Linked DNA regions of Mus musculus: region 2 is linked to region 1. Evidence: chromatin loops called from intact Hi-C (ENCODE). Cell type or tissue: left cerebral cortex. All regions are shown on one strand. Each heading gives the region's core, and the rest is flanking DNA. Links, peaks and the distances in the headings are about the cores only. Region 1 overlaps Olfr957 (olfactory receptor 957). Region 2 has its middle 9.7 kb from the start of Olfr922.

Region 1 (5,391 bases), core at 112-5,111:
GTTCCACATGCATATAAGCAATTCAATACATAAATACAACAGGCACAGTCTGCTCAGTGTGGCAGGCAAGTGTTTGTTTCTAGGGATGATGATTTAGGTATTGGATAAAGAAACAGGGGGCTCATTCTTGAGGAAGACTAATTCTTCATCTCTTGGCAGTGTTTAATTGCCTTTAAATATTGTTGTAGGCGTGAGAGGATTTCTTTATTCAAACCATGGAGACAAGAACCCCAAAGCAAATGCATCAGGAATAGGTAGGGTGGTTATTCTGTTTCCAGAATTCTGCCTCTCATGCTAAGAACAAGAGCCAACAAAAGCTGCTGCAAAAGTCTCAAAGACACTACCAAATTCCCATACAAACAATATAAAGGCCTCTCGACATAAAACTTAGTAGTTCTTTTAGTACTGTAAGTTTAGTCCACATTCATTTGTATAAAAATCATCTAATGATTCAGTTGCAGAATTAATATTCTGCAAATAAAATGAGAAGTCTTAGGATAAAGGGATGGAAAGAAACATTGTGAGATTGAGGGACAAGATGTAACACTAAGAGATCAGGCCAAGGACATAACGTGGGTATTTTGTTCCCTCGTCTAAGAAAGCTTGAAGTATCCACACTTTGGTCTTCCTTCTTCTTGAGTTTCATGTGCTTTGCAAATTGTATCTTGGGTATGCCAAGTTTCTGGGCTAATATCCACGTATCATTGAGTGCATATCATGTGTGTTCTTTTGTGATTGGGTTATCTCACTCAGGATGATATCCTTCAGATCCATCCATTTGTCTAAGAATTTCATAAATTCATTGTTTTTAATAGCTGAGTAGTACTCCATTGTGTAAATGTACCACATTTTCTGTATCTATTCCTCTGTTGAGGGACATGTGGGTGGGTTCTCTCCAGCTTCTGGCTATTATAAATAAGGCTGCTATGAACATAGTGGAGCATGTGTCCTTATTACATGTTGGAGCATCTTCTGGGTGTGATATTACCCAGGAGTGGTATTGCTGGATCCTCCAGTAATACTATGTCCAATTTTCTGAGGTATCGCCAAACTGATTTCCAGAGTGGTTGTACCAGCTTTCAATACCACCAGCAATGGAGGAGTATTCCTCTTTCTCCACATCCTATCTAGCATCTGCTGTCACCTGAGTTTTTGATCTTAGCTATTCTGACTGGTGTGAGGTGGAATCTCAGTGTAGTTTTGATTTGCATTTCCCTGATGACTAAGGGTGAACAAAATACCCATGGAAGGAGTTACAGAGACAAAGTTCAGAGCAGAAACTGAAGGAATGACCATCCAGAGACTGCCCTACCTGAGGATACGTACCATATACAACCACCAAACCCAGACACTATTGTGGATGACAACTAGAGCTTGCTGACAGGAACCTGATATAGCTGTCTCCTAAGCGTCTTTGCCAGTGCTTGACAAATACAGATGTGGATGCTTACAGTCATTCATTGGGTGGAGCACAGGGTCCCCAATGAAGGAGCTAGAGAAAGTACCCAAGAAGCTGAAGGGTTTTGTAACCCCATAGAAAGAACAACAATATGAACTAACCCAGAGCTCCCAGAGACTAAACCACCAACCAAAGAAAACACATGGTAGGACTCACAGTTCTACCTGCATATGTAGCAGAGGATGGCCTAGTCGGTCATCAGTGGGAGGAGAGGCTCTTGGTCCTGTGAAGGCTCTATGCCCCAATATAGGGTAATGCCAGGGACAGGAAGCAGAAGTGGGTGGGTTGGGGAGCAGGGGGAGAGGGGAGGGTATAGGGGGTTTTTGGAGTGGAAACCAGGAAAAGGGATAACATTTGAAATGTAAACAAAGTAAATATCTAATTTAAAAAAGTAAAAAGTAAAGAAAGAGAAAAAAGGAAGAAAGAAAGAGAGGGAGGGAGGGAGGGAGGGAGGGAGGGAGGGAGGAAGGAAGGAAGGAAGGAAGGAAGGAAGGAAGGAAGGAAGGAAGGAGAAAGAAAGAAAGAAAGAAAGAAAGAAAGAAAGAAAGAAAGAAAGAAAGAAAGAAAGAAAGAAAGGAAGGAAGGAAGGAAGGAAGGAAGGAAGGAAGGAAGGAAGAAAGAAAGAAACCTAACCCAAGAGGTTTATTGGGGGAGCAGAGAGACCAAAAGACAATTTTGAAATGAGAGAGAGAGAGAGAGGGAGATAGAGAGAGAGAGAGAATAAACATGACAGAAAGAGCAATCTGGGATGGATGGCCAGGGCCTTTTAGAAAGAGGTGCCTGTCCCTGGTAGAAATGTGCTGTATCTGGCAGGGATGGGAGTGACATGGGTTGAGTCACTGACAGGCAGGCTTGCAAAGCACACCTTATTTACAACAAAAAGTTCATAAAAGAAATACATTAATTTCAAAGTCATGATCTTAGGAGATCGGTAAAAGTGCATTAACATTATACAGAAAAGAGAAAAGTATGTGCTCGTGAAGAATAATTTAAACCACTCAATAAAAGCAGTAATTATATGTTTTGAAGACAGGAAAAGAAAGTATAGGACTTTAATATCACCTGCTAGAAAAAATGATTCTTCTAGATAAGTGAAATTAGATTATTGTGATTACAGCATATGGCACGGAGCAGTGTGGGTTAGGATAGGGGAGGAAAACATGAAATTTTACCCCATGGATAAAGAAAGATATGGGAGACTTTGATATGGAAGAAATCACTTTGTAGTTTAAAAATCCAGTAGATTCTTTCAAGCATGAAACTGTTACCTCTGTGTTTTTATTTTTAAATTGGAAATAAATTCATTTAAATGTTCTTCATAAATATTTACAGAGGAATATCCATACTTTAAAATTTCCTAAGAAATCTGCATATAAACTTCTTTCCTTATTCATTCTTGTCAAATTATTAAAACCATAGTGACCCTTGGCCAAGAGAGGGTTTGTTGTTGATGTTTTTGTTTTGTTCTTGTTTGTTGTTTCCCTAACGCGCAGATGGAAATTTTTCGCTATCCACCAGAGGGCGATAAAGCACAGTAAGTAGAAGACAGAGGCCAGAGCAGCCCCTGTGCTGCAGGGATTTGTTCAAAGATACACATCACAGATCCAAGATACTGACTAGATACTTAAAGTCTGTAAATATAAAGACCAGAAAGCCACAGCTGACATCGTAGTGCAGGGACAAACAACAGAACGAAGCAGAAAATCCAAAGATGATTTGGACAGGCAGAAAATCCTCCACCTTGTGTATTCCATTCTTTGGGCACAAATACCAAAGAGTATGTAGAATGCCCCAGAAACAAAACAGAAATGTATTGTCTGCTAGACTCCGAGAACCATTTCTAGGAGAGACGAAAGAATTCACCTTGCATTTACTACGCCAGAAGGAGTTCGAGCAATTGAGCCTCCTGTGGATAGTGTCACAGCTAGTGGGTCGGGTGATGGGGATAGTTTCTTCAAGACACAATACGTCGAGGGGGCTCCTTGGTGTCACCAGCACAACCTAAGCCTTATACTGTCTAGGTGACACCGGAGAGACTGGCTTCATTGAGAGAGGGTAGGGATTTTGTGAATGGAAACCTGTTTCCAGGTTCCTCAAAATATCAATGCATTTTTCATTTCAGAATGGCAGTAAGTTCAGGGGTCGGAAAAACGATGTTCCCACTTTACCGTTTTTATGTGAATAAATGGCTGAGCTGAATGTAACTGTAAAAGAATGTCATTTTAAAATTATGTTGGTTTATTTTTAATAACATGTACATGTGTGAGTGAGTATGGGTTTGTGCACTTGAGGGCTGCTCTAGAGAATCTGATGCCACTAGAATTAAAGGAGGTTGTGAGCTGCTCACCATGACTAGGAATCAGCATTGAGGTCTCAGCAAGAACAGTTTGCACTCAGTCTCTGAGCTGTGTCTTCGGCACAAGAGTGTCATGAGGAAAAAACTAAATGGATGAACTTTCCTTGAAGATTGGGAAAGATACAAAGTGGCCTATGAAGCAAAGGTGGTGATGTAATCCTGAAACTGTGTCAGAAGGAATGTCACAGCCCTGCCTGCCACCATGTGCATAAAGAATTCAGTCTCTTTCAGTAAAGTCTATCATTGCAAGTAGAAAATCTCATATTAGTTATTCATATATAGTCGATCATATTTCTATGAGTATAGTAAAATTAAGATTGTATTTTTATTTATATTTCAAATGGTTACAATTGTTCACTTAAAAGTGATAATTTCAAAACTGTGACTACCAGTACACTTAATTTAAAAGTTCAAGAATTCCAAATATTAAGCAATTCAAATGTTACTGAAAATGTATTACTGTCTGATTTAACAAAAATAAATTTTACCTAAAAAGAACAGTGTTCCAGACTTACAAAGCAAAATAGCTAAATGTGTTTGCTATTTGAAAACCTATTTAAAAGTAATATACGTAATTCCAGACAGTTAGATTGTGGGTCACCCAGAGTGGCAGTGGACTTCATCCTCGGAGTCCAGTGCATTTTATTCAAAATAAACAAGCATTCATAAAACCCCATGACTCATGAGGGTGCGCTGTATGTCTTCGCTGTACACTTCAGGGGCCTCTTCAGTTGTAAAGTTTTGCTTAAAGCGTGTCCTTCATTTCACATGAATTCTCTTCTTCCTACAACCTTATAGAAGGCAACTTTGACATCTTTATTCCTCAGACTATAGATCAAGGGGTTCAGCATGGGCACAACAATGGTATAAAATACAGAGGACACTTTCCCTTGGTCCATGGAGCTGACTGATGATGGCTGAAGGTACATGAATGCTAGAGATCCAAAGAAGACAGCAACAGCCAAGATGTGGGAGCTGCAGGTGCTGAAGGCTTTGGACCTGCCTTCAGTGGAAGGAATGCGGAGGATGCTGGCTATGATGAAGATGTAGGAACTGAGGATGGTCAGAGCTGGGACAGTAATATTAAATGAACTGAAGGACAGTCCTAGTATTTCATTGATAAATGTATTGGAACAGGATTGTTCCAGGAGTGGTAAAAGATCACAGAAGTAGTGGTTTATGTCACCAGCTTTGCAGAAAAGCAGTCTAAGCAGGCAGACTGTTTCCCCTGTGGCACAAATCAAGCCTACACTATACACCCCCACTACCATCCAGGAACACACTTTGTAAGACATGGTAACATTATATAGCAAGGGGTTACAGATGGCAACATAGCGATCATAAGCCATGACAGCCAGCATGTGACACTCCGAAACAGCAAAAACATCAAATAAGTAAAACTGAGCCATGCATTCTGCATAAGAAATGACACTCTTCACCATGACAAATTTCTCCAGCATTTTGGGCATGATGACACTGGACTGGCAGAGGTCAACGAAAGACAGATTACTGAGGAAAAAGTACATGGGGGTGTGCAGGTGAGAAGAGAACAGGATGAGCATGACCATGCCCAGGT
Region 2 (5,391 bases), core at 287-5,286, 700 kb before region 1:
TTCCCTTTTTGGCTCTAGTATGGTTTTGTTCATATCCATCACCTGTTTGGATATCTTTTCTTGTTTTTCTTTAAGGGCTTCTACGTCTTTGGTTGTGTTTTCCTGTTTTTTCTTTAAGGAGTTGTAACTCTTTAGCAGTGTGCTCCTGTATTTCTTTAAGTGAGTTATTAAAGTCCTTCCTGATGTCCTCTACCATCATCATGAGATATGCTTTTAAATCCGGGTCTAGCTTTTTGGTTGTGTTGCGGTGCCCAGGACTAGGTGAGGTGAGAGTGCTGGGTTCTGATGATGGTGAGTGGTCTTGATTTCTGTTAGTAGGATTCTTACGTTTGCCTTTCACCATCTGGTATTCTCTGGAGCTAGTTGTTATAATTGTCTCTGGTTAGAGCTTGTTCCTCAGGTGATTATGTTAGCATCCTTCAGCAGACCTGGGAGAGTAGCTCTATCCTTAGTTTCAGTGGTCAGAGTATTCTCTGCAGGCAAGCTCTCCTCTTGCAGGGCAGGTGCCCAGATATCTGGTGTTCGAACCTGCCTCCTGGCAGATGTTGTGTTCCACTCACCAGAGGTCTTAAGATCCCATGGAGTGTCCTGTGAGGACCTTGGGGGTGTCCAGAAACTCTGCACACAAGGAACTCCTCTGCTGGAGTGAATCGGAAGGGACTTGTGTCCCTGATCAGTTTGGTTATCTGCTTCCTTAATTAATGCAGTCTCAGGTCCTGCGTGATTGGATTGGAGCTGGCGCTGTGTTCCACTCACCAGAGGTCTTAGGATCCCGTGGGGAATCCTGTGTGGTTCCTTACAGGTGTCTGGAGACTCCGCAGGCAAGGCACCCCAGTGCTGGAGTGGGCCAGAAGGGCTAATTTTCAATTTTTGCAGCTATTTATGCAAATACAAATCAAGTTAAGAGAAAGTATTGTTCCTTTAAAGGACTGTCTTTGGAAATTTAAGAGCTTATCCTGGATTGCCTGGATAAAACCCCTTATGGCAATGTCACAGCAGATTTGTATACCAGAAACGTTATAGGCCTTACAGAGGAACAATTAGCCAAACAATCTCATTCTTTACATGATCAAGTTAGTAATAGCTTGAGACAACAATTTGTTATTTCAAGAGAATGTGCAAGTTAAATTTTAAAGACTTGTCTTGAATGTCCTCAATTTCAAACATAATGGTGTTAATCCTGGAGAGCTTATACCTAATCAATTATGGCAAATGGGTGTTACCCATATTTCTGATTTTGGAAAATTAAAATATGTACATATGATTTTTGACACATTTTCAGGCTTTCTAATTGCAATTGTTTTAACAGGAAAAGCAACTAAAAATGTAATTAGTCATTGTTTTCCTATGCTGGATGTTCCAAATCAGATTAAAACAGATAATGGAATTGGCTATTGCAGTCGAGGATTTAAGACTTTCTGTCAACAATTTAACATTACCCATATTACTGGGATTCCTTATAATCCTCAAGGACAAAGGATTGAGAAACAGGTATTGTGAAACTATCTTCATAAAATAAAAAAAGGGGGAGTTATATCCCTGTATACTACAAATTTATTTAAATCACGTTCTTTTTATTCTAAAATTTTTAAAGTTTGGATGCCAAGGAACTCTCTGAGTGTCTATGGCACCCTACAACCAGGCATACTTATGCCTAGGTGAAATGGAAGGATCCATATCCTGGCACATGGCATGGTCTTCATCGGTTATTTAATACTGGAAGAGGGCTTGTTTGTGTTTTTTATTCAGGATGCTGAAGGAGCATGCTAGCTGCCAGAGTGATTGGTGTGATATGCTGATGCTAAGACAAAGAATGGTGCTGACCTGTGAGCTTTCTGACTTCCCTGACAATGGTGACATTTTGGATATATGTTCCTGACCCACCTATGCTTGCCTATATCCCACAGTGGACAAGCTGCCTTGCTCAAAGCTTTTAGACCTTGTGGGACAGAGAACATGGAGACTGGAAACCACCTTCAAAAACTTGATCAAAAAGGGAAGTTATGATTGACTCTTCTCTTTCCTTTATTGTGACCCTGACATTGGCCAAGGACAAGGAAGTAAGAATCTGATTTTAGAGTAGAAGAATGGGCTACCTCTTTATCATCCTTAGAAACAGTGATCATGGGAGTGATCTTGGAACTTTGTGTTTATTGTCTTGCTTGATCCCTTATTGTACTACTCACCCTTAATATTTGTATGCGATTAACATGGTATAAAACCAGATTCGAAACAATAAACCTGCCTCCAGTCTCAGAATTGACTGGGGTCATGCTACAATGTTGTCTAACTGACTTTTTCCTTTTAATCCTCACTCCTGTGCTGGAGAATCTGTTGACTGACTGAGCTGGCTTGGTCATGTATCCCAACATCTTTTAAGCTTATTTTGCCAAAAGGATCTCTCTGAACCTGGAACTCACCAGCTGGTAGGCTTCATGGCTAGCAATCCTCAGAGTTTCTTCAGTCTCAGTCTTCTGAGATTATATACAGATACTACCACATTTAGATTTTTATATGTGTGTTGGAAATTCAAACTAAGAACACATGCCAATTTACCTACAGTGATCTCTCCATTATTCTTTTCTGAAAATAGAGAGTTAATTTATTTGAAACGTCTCTTGCTGATGCCTATTAAATAAATATCAACTGATATGATATTACATAAAATAGTAAATATGTAACTGAGGAATCACTATTGAACTATAGAAATAGTCCAGTATGTCATTGTATTTCTTGTGCAAGTATGAAGAACTGAGTTTAAATCACTAGAATCCATGCCAAAAGCTGGACACACACTGTTCATGCCTGTAATCCCTTACTGGTACAGGAAGGCTCAGGAGGTTTGCTTAGCTGGCTAACACACAAAGTCCCAAGAAGTAAGAGATCTTATCTCAAGCAAATAAGGCAGGCCACTAGATGTCACCCTCAGTCCTTCATATCTACACAAAAATATATGTGCAACATATATATATGTGTGTGTATATATATATATATATATATATATACAGAGTCAGAAAAGAATGCATATTAACAATGATATCTATTGGTCAATCTTATGTGCTTTCCAATTTAGACAAATATGAAAGGTACAGAATAATTATAAATTAACACATTTAAAATAAGAGACTAGTATACTGAAATGTGTGATGTCAGAGACAATTTCTACTATATTTTGTTGAGTACTCTGCTTTTATTTGTATTATCTATATCTTGTTTATATCCCAAAACATTTTTATTTGCTAAAACCATTTTTCCTATTTCCATGTTTGAAAACAATAGGTCAATTTGCTATTTATTTTTCAAACCTGAAGTATTTAGGATAAAAGTGACAAGAACCAACCTGTCTACCATTTATTCATTGTCACCAACAGCTGTGTCATGTATGAGCAGCAGGATCATTGTTTACAAAGCACACAGTCCCCCAGGAGCCACTAACACTAACCTGTAAAACCTATTTAGCTTGCTTCAACTTCATGATTTCCTAGAAATTATATTTTTCTGTTAAGAAGAATGAAGCCTCAAGCTCAGGATCTAATGCATCTCCACAATAAGATTTTAATGTCCAAATGTATTTTGTCCAGCAAATCTCAGCAAATCATTAACTCCTTAGTGTTCAATATAACAGTGAAATGTTTGTCTTTGAGACAAAACTATATCAGACTTACTTAGAAAAATGCAATGCAGGGCTCAGGGGATAGTTAAAATTAGTACAGTGCTTGCCACTCAAGTGTGAGGACATGAGGTCAAGCTTACACACACACACAAACACACACACACACACACACACACACACACACACACACACACACAAAGCCTTTGTCAAGGAGTCATGAACTCTAAGAAGTTTGTAATGGTGAAAACAAAAGGTGTAGTCTTATATTTCAAACTTATTTAAACATTAAATTTAGCTATCAAAAATCATTTGTTAATTGTATCTTTTTCGAGTTTGGCTTTGATCTAGAGATATTAGGAGAATATTATTACAAACATCATACAGTATCTATATCTAAGATTCTTTTTTAAAACTAAAATTAAAATTTCTGGTATACACAAGGGTACAAAGGAATTGAGCAGAAACTGTAAGGGAAAATCAAGACTTAGCTTTTTTCTTTTCATACACTGCCTCTTGAATGAAAATACCAGAGGTTAATGTGGAACCTTATTGGAAGGGAATAAACTCAGCCCTTATGTGTGTCATAACCTAAGAAGCTTGGGACTACATAATTTCCCTTTTAAAATAAAAGTACATTAATTATTGGTAGCTTTTAATTAAGATTCTAGTGTAGAATATTTTATGTTCAAATAGCTTTGAGACACATTGCCCTATCGCCTAGACTTCTATTCTGTGTTCTCTCATGGACTCAGTGATGGAAAAATCAATCCCAAACAGAGACAGTCTATTTCAGCTTATACAAATGGAGAATATATAGAGAAAGACATGTCAAAATGTAAAGATCAATCTTACATAGAGCCTTACTTAAGAAGTGTGTGATTTAAAGCAGATGTACAGGAAAATATGCTTTTAATAATAAGACTAATAATGATAAAAACATCTGGGCTGAAGCTGTGTATATCCTATCGCGAATGGAATAAGTGAATGAGAGTCAGAGGGGAATGGAAACAGGAAAGGAATATGACAAATGCTGTTTGGGATCCTGTAGGCATTTGTAACACTTGGGATTTTTGTTATGTTAACGGCAATGTAAAGGCTTAAGTTACAATCTGATTTAATGATTACAATTATGTAAAATAAAAACAAAAGCATAAAACAAACAACAACAAAGGGATCCTGACTTCTGTTTGGGGAATGAACATAGAGATCAATACAAGTGTGCCTTAGTTTTTAGCTATACAGTGATGTAAACAAGAGATAATGTTTTTATAAATTAATGTTTGATTATAAAATAAGTGGTTTTAAGGTAATCTTGTACAAGTTTCAAATACTATTTGGGACATATTTGACTCTAGGAATTAAAAATTTTTGTTTAATATAAAATTATGTAATTCAATGTACTGGTGATGACTTAAGAATGTTTGACAGCACAATTCCGGTCACCGCCAGCACCTGGGTGGCTTGAGCGCAGAGTCTATGGACACCCGCAAGGTACCCACAGAACCCTCCACTGGATCTTAAGACCTCTGTGAGTGTATCACGAGTTCTACCAGGAGGCAAGGTCGAACACCAGATATCTGGGCACCTTCCCTGCAAGAGGAGAGCTTTCCTGCAGAGAGTACTCTGAACACTGAAACTCAGGAGAGATCTAGTCTCCCAGGTCTGCTGATAGAGGCTAACAGAATCAAGAGAGGAACAAGCTCTAACCAGAGACAACTAAAACAACTAACTCCAGAGATTACCAGATGGCGAAAGGCAAACATAAGAATCTTACTAGA

What was found. A loop is a pair of places that touch in the nucleus more often than their neighbours do. Peaks named below come from ENCODE experiments on the same cell type or tissue, not always from the same donor. Only the 100,000 strongest peaks of a DNase experiment are listed, where the experiment ranks them.
Region 2: a loop joins it to region 1, with 4 times the contacts of the local background. A loop is called at or near these places in 2 of 42 quality-filtered maps.

Annotation. Positions count from the first base shown.
Region 1 is chr9:39,506,204-39,511,594 of GRCm38, forward strand. Olfr957 (olfactory receptor 957) reads right to left here. Exons shown (of 1, transcript NM_146745.2): 1 at 4,580-5,391. The coding sequence ends at 4,580. Among named protein-coding and RNA genes, the nearest start is that of Olfr957, 2.8 kb to the right of the region's middle. In left cerebral cortex, for the core only: a CTCF peak has its summit at 2,964 (motif pointing right); a DNase peak (open chromatin) is centred at 2,982.
Region 2 is chr9:38,802,993-38,808,383 of GRCm38, forward strand. No RefSeq gene overlaps it. Among named protein-coding and RNA genes, the nearest start is that of Olfr922, 9.7 kb to the right of the region's middle. In left cerebral cortex, for the core only: a CTCF peak has its summit at 2,903 (motif pointing right); a DNase peak (open chromatin) is centred at 2,895.